Regions from separate parts of the Mus musculus genome. Here region 2 is linked to region 1. Evidence: chromatin contacts called from ENCODE Hi-C or POLR2A ChIA-PET data. All regions are on one chromosome and are shown on one strand. The core of a region is the stretch at or near the end of the contact, and the rest is flanking DNA. Distances in the headings are between cores, read along the strand shown.

The links. Hi-C counts contacts between places; a loop is a spot of excess contacts on that map. ChIA-PET counts read pairs that join two places held with the same protein, here RNA polymerase II (POLR2A).
Region 2: a map of left cerebral cortex shows a loop between it and region 1 (3-fold over the local background). The contact joins the enhancer-like site here to the promoter of Adcy9 in region 1. A Hi-C loop is called at or near these places in 9 of 37 maps with a recorded cell type or tissue (T-helper 1 cell, T-helper 17 cell, adrenal gland and 2 more). POLR2A ChIA-PET finds 5 or more read pairs at or near these places in 2 of 5 experiments (Patski and embryonic stem cell).

Annotation. Positions count from the first base shown.
Region 1 is chr16:4,419,130-4,422,014 of GRCm38, forward strand. It overlaps Adcy9 (adenylate cyclase 9), which reads right to left and starts at 1,369. Exons shown (of 11, transcript NM_009624.3): 1 at 647-1,369; 2 at 1-459. The coding sequence starts at 416.
Region 2 is chr16:4,454,454-4,457,338 of GRCm38, forward strand. No RefSeq gene overlaps it. Among named protein-coding and RNA genes, the nearest start is that of Adcy9, 35 kb to the left of the region's middle. Within about 2 kb of position 1,447, at least 1 of the 3 ENCODE cell types and tissues checked has a DNase peak (open chromatin) inside an H3K27ac peak, as active enhancers do; it is left cerebral cortex, where a contact is called at or near this core.

The DNA of each region.
Region 1 (2,885 bases), core at 119-2,618:
TTCATGTGGACAGCGAAATAGATGCTCCAGAGAAGGCAGGCGAAGCCCACATAAAAGAGTGCGTACCGGAAGCGGCGCTGGGTCTGCGGAAAGCAGCGCTCCAGGCAGGCCTCCTCCAGGTTCATGGAGTCGAATTTGGGGTCCCACCACCGGCTGGAGGCCCTCTCAAAAAGCTGGGGCAGCTTCTTCTGTCTGCGCAGGCGACCCCCGCCGCCAACCCTCCGGGGAAGGCCCCCTGAGTCTCCCGAGCTGCTACAGCTGGAGGAGATGCTGTACTTGCAGTGCTTCGGGTGGGTGTTGGAGGACAGCTGCTTAGGGTTGATCTTGACCCTCACGCTGTTGCTGTCTCCGCTTGAGTCGCAGCTCACCTCGGTGCTATGGTGATGCAGCAGCTGCTGGTGGGGTGAGGAAGCCATGTTGCCGAGCTCTTGGAACCTTTCCCGACCAGGTCAGGGGCACCTGCAGGCAAAACCAGCAGAATTAGAGCGGCCTGACTACACACACTCCCGGAGGGCCACGCGACCTGTGCTTGTCGCGAGTGCGAGCTCTGGCGAGCCACTTGGGAAGGCACCACCATATGTTCACCAAAACTGCCCATAACGGCGCATAAAAGCGCCAAGGCGAGCGAGAACCGCACGGGCCGTACCTGGTGCTCCCAGGGTTCTCGTGCCGCGGCCGCGCTGAGTCTTGGGTCCCCGGCAGCGCTGCGCTGCGCTCCCCTCGGGCGCCGTCGCCCGCTGGTGGCCTCTCCCCGTGCAACTCCAACTGCAGCTCCAGAGGGAAGTTCAGACCTTGAGCGCTCGGGGCACCGGGAGCAGCTTTCGCAAAAACAACTCGGGAGGCGAGCAGCGCTTCATCCTGCCGCAGCAGCGCCCGGTGCGTCAAAGCGCGCGGGCCAACCTGCGGCTCCTGCCGCGTTCCGTCCCCTTGCGGCTAAGCACCAGCGGGCTACCCTGCCCCGCGCCCCTGCTCGCGAGCTTGAGGAGCCCGAGGGCCGCCCGTCCGAGCGGCCGGTCTAGCAGGGCCTGCTGCCCGCAGCCGAACGCACCCCGGCCCAGAGCCGAGCTCGGGGCACTGCGCGGGCCCCTCCACAGACCGCCGTGCGGGCTGCCGCAGAGCCTGACTCCCGCGACGCCGGCTGGCCAGCACGCCGGTCGTCCGCACGCCGCGCCCACGCCCCAGGGGCCCTGCCTGAGCTACAGATGCCGCTGCGGCTGCGCCCGCCGCCCGCTCTCCCGCAGCCGCTGCCTCAGGTCGGAAGAGTAGCAGCCGCAGCCGCCGCCACCACCATCTCCGGCCCCCTCCTCCTCCCCCTCCCGCTGTCACTGACAGACGCGCGCCCGCGCCGCCCCTCTCCTCTGCCGCAGCGCGCACGCGCGGCCCGCGCACGTCACCGCCGGGTCCGGGACACGCGCACCAGCAGCGCGCCACCCCGCCTAGGAGCGCGCGCCCGGCTCGGGGCTGCAGCGGGGCGGGGCCGGGCGGACGCGCTCTGGGCGCCGCCCTCCGCCCTGGGCTGCTCCGAGCCTGGGCCGCCTGCTGTGGGCACCAGGCCTCCGCCTTCTTCCGAGGCCTTGGCTGCCTTTGACTACTTGCCCCGCAGCCTGGCCCCCAAGTCCGCACAGGAAGCATCTAAGCGCAGTTTACCTTTTGGATACATCGAAGTTTTCAGTCCCTGGCTTTGCTCGATTGTGACCTCCCTCCCATTCTGCCAGCAATGTAGGAGTGTTCCCAGTGGTGCTAGGCCCCTCTGAACTTGCTGGGGGATGGAAATGATCATCACCAGCCAAGCCACTTCTGATAGCTTCTAAAGTCGAGCACCACTGAGGACCACCTTTGCCAACCCCCTGGGGAAGTTATCTTCCCGACTTTGAAGATCTTTCATTCTTCACATGAACAACTGTTTTTCCCTCTCCACAAGGAAAACGTTCAAAGAAATCAGCTTCCCATTAATAAGTTCTACATTGGTCTGTGTAAACTCTGGCCTGAATAAACACAATTCTATATTCTCTGGTCGCACCCTGGCTGCCACACCGTACAGTGTTTTTCTGCAACCACAGGGGACTAACTGACCCTTCCTTCCCACAGCTCTCGGGGCCCATCCCAGGCATCCACAGTCACTGTGGAATTCAGGAATAGGAAGGTAAAATATAGACTATCTATACAACCGAATATTATTCGACTATAAAAATGAAGTACACTTGCTACAACCTCTGAAACACACTGGGTAAAAGAAACCAAACACAAGAGGCCACATATTGTATGATTGTATTAATGTGAAATGCCCAGAACAAGCAAATCTATAGAGAAAATACAGGTGATGGATGCCTGCGGTTGTATGAAGTACTAGGTATTGACTACACTATCAAGCCTGGGGGTTCCTTTTGGGGTGATGAAAACATCTGGAACTAGTGAGAACACAACGCCGTGGATTCTGTAGTAGGTATACTTCATGAACGTACTAGTGTCTTTGGATTGCTTTAATGATAAGTACAACTGCATAAATGGTAAGTTTTATGCAGTATGTATTGCACCACAATAAACAGGAACTTTTTAAAGTAAACGTGTCATTGTTGATATATTCCAGCTCAAAGTGCAAGATGTCCATCTAATTATGAGAAAACATCTGAGGAAGGAACTTAATCTGAAAAATACTCCACAACCAAACTGCCAAGTGCTCTTCACAGTGCCAGAGTCACCAAACACAGAGCCTAAGGTATTGTCACAAGTAAGGGGCAAATTGTCATTAAAGGGCAAAGTAGAACAGGAAAAAAAACAAAAACAAACAAACAAAAAACAGTGGGAAGGCAGCTGGTGAAACATGCAGTGTATTTAATGGCATCCCCATTAAATCCCACAGTTACCCAAGACATTAACAGTAGGAG
Region 2 (2,885 bases), core at 197-2,696, 35 kb after region 1:
GAGAAGATTTCTGGGAGGGGGCAGCACAGGTCTTTCATAGCATGAAGAACTAACACAAACAGATGAGAAGACACTAAAGAATCACTGGACAACGGCCTTCTGTAAGACAGTCAGGCTCTAATCCTCAGAACCTGCAAACATGTCACCTTATATGACAAAAGGGATATTGCAGATACAATTATAAAAACGAGATTATCCTTACTATTCGTGTAGGCCCAGGAAAGTCATGAGAGAGGGATGCAGGAAATCACAGTTCTAGAAGTGAAGCCGGCAGCAGAAGGTTGGAGCCACGTGAAGAAGCAATCACAAGCCAAAGGATGTAGGCAGCTTCCAGATGCTTAAATGGCAAGGATTCTTCCCTGCGGCCTTCAAACAGCATAGACGTGCTGTGGTTTAACTCCATGACAGTGACTGCAAACTTCTAACCTTCAGAACTTCAAGCTACTAAGTGTGTTTTGAACCAATAAATCTGTGGGTGTTCATTATAGTGACAACCGGAAGCTAGTGCATTGGTAAACCAGCAGAATACACAGCTTGCACATGATCTCTTATATAAAGTCCTTCTTCATGCTCTGGGTTGAGGTATTTCCCTGTGAAAATTTTATTCCAACAAAAAGGGCTGGAAGCCATACTCTTTGCAAATGTGGACACATAGTAGATGCTGCTCCATTCACCCAGAAGGCAACCACAATAGAGCTACAATGAGAGCTACAGTAGAGCGACAGCAACACTTCTGTCCTTTGAAAGCCTAGAATCTGGTGTGAGAAACGGACGTACAACATGCAGTTGTAGCACCATACATGACTGCTTAGATGAAGGTGGGGCAGAGGACAATTCAGGAGCAGATGGAGACCCAAGAATACAGCTTCTCACTGCACAGAAGTCCCAGCACAGGAGATCTTAGCTTGATAAAGCAGTCAGAGGAAGGGAAACCCAAGAAAATGGAACCACATTTACCAAGTTGGGGCCAGGAGAACGTTCGGGGAACCACAGATTAACTGGATATGGACAGACAGAGACCAAGCTGAGATAGGCGGTTCCCGACTGCTTATAGACCACTGTTTCATGACTGCTTGCTAGGCCCCTTTTCAGTTCCTTTCAACTGCTGCAGGAAGGCTCAACCCAGATGGGGAGAGGCCTAAGGAAAGGAAGCCTTCTCTGACAGAAACAATAAAAATCACCATCACAGATTTAAAAAAAAAAAAACCAGCCCAGGCTAGTGCTGTGGGTTGAAGAACTCTGACCCCAATTATGCCTGGTTGCCTCTCACTTCCCTGGTCTCACAAACTCACAAAGCAGCAACACATTTCCAGAGACAGAGTCCCATGCTGGAGCAGCCAGCGTCTCTGGCTGGTCTCTAGTTTCAGCCATTCCTAGGTAGTTAGTCCCAGGGGCAGCAGTGAGCCACAGTACTATACCACACTGCATGCAGAAAACAGCTGCATCTTTGATAAAGCGTTGCACATGGTAACAAGTGGGTGATATCAGCTTGACCACAGGATGAGTAAATCTGCTTTATAAAGAAGATGGCTTGAGAGAGGAAGTAAGAATCAAGAAGAAGCAGAGAAAAGAAGCCGCAGCTTGAAAGGATGAAGGCAGCAGCTCCTCTGTGTCTGGGATGGCATCGCCAATATTTGAGAGTTTCCTAGGAATCCTGACCTTGGACAAGATCAGGTTGTGGGTGGCAGGGACCAGGGGGATAAACCTCTTTTAACCACTGATTCTAAGCCAGACGTTGTGACTCAAACCCGTATTCCTAGCACTCAGACTGGACCAGGAGGATTGCCATGAGTCTGAGGAGCCGGAACTATAGATGAGACCCTGTCTCAAAACAAGTCAACAAATGTAACAAACCTCTGATCTTGTCTGCAGTGTAAATCCAGGCCAAGGATGAGCATCAGCAGAGAGAGGTCACAGGAGGAACTCTAGTGAGTGCCAAGGGGGAAGATTTTGGAAATAATTTTTTTAACTTTCCACTGTTCCAGTATTGGGACTCTGAATCTGAGAAGCAAGTTTTTTTTCCTTTCTAAGCAATCAGATGAATAAGGAGAACTCTCTGTGCTTAGCAAGTCTGCGTTGGTGTGGGCCCACACTCGGCAGAACATGGTAGAGGGGGTAGGCAGAGTGATCAAAAACTGAGTCCCAGATGGCGCAGGCATGGAGATGGGGGCTGCAGCAGAGAGGGCAGTGTGCCAACCAGGAGAGAAAACTGATCCAAGGAAAGCCACAGGAGGGGCAAGGTGGACATGGGGTGGACACACAGCAGAATCCAGGACCCTTGCTGCTCTCCAGCCAGGGGTGCCACAGAAACGGCGGCTGGCCTCAGTCCACTAGGAGCGTGCAGGAGCTCTGGCTCAGCTACTCGCTGTCTGTACAGTCTTGGGCCGGTCACTTCCTCTCTCTGGAGCCATCTCATCTGGAAGGGTGGGTAGAGGGCCCATCCCATCTTTGGTAAATATCTAACACCTACGGAGAGATTGTTAGAACGTAAAAATTTAACAGCTCTCTACCCCAAATTCTACCAAAATATGTTCTTAACACCTGTTACCTGAAACTGTGCAGCTTTCTTATTGTGTCAGGGAGGAAGCTGGTAAGGAGACAGACATCGAGGCTTTCCAAGGAACCCACTAAGTAGGAGACATGCAGAATAAAGCCTCAAGAGAGTACCTTACATCCATACAAGGCTGAAGCCCACTGTCTGAGTCCATAAAAGCCCGGGGGGGGGGGGGGGTGGTGACATTTTCTGGCCAATGAAGATTCACTATGAACCCATCTTCCCCATGGTGTTATGTTCAGGGCTGTCCCACCACCTCTCCAAACTTATTTGACTCAAAGAACTTCAAAACCTCCCTTCAATGAGACTCCTATCACACCTGAGTCACTGG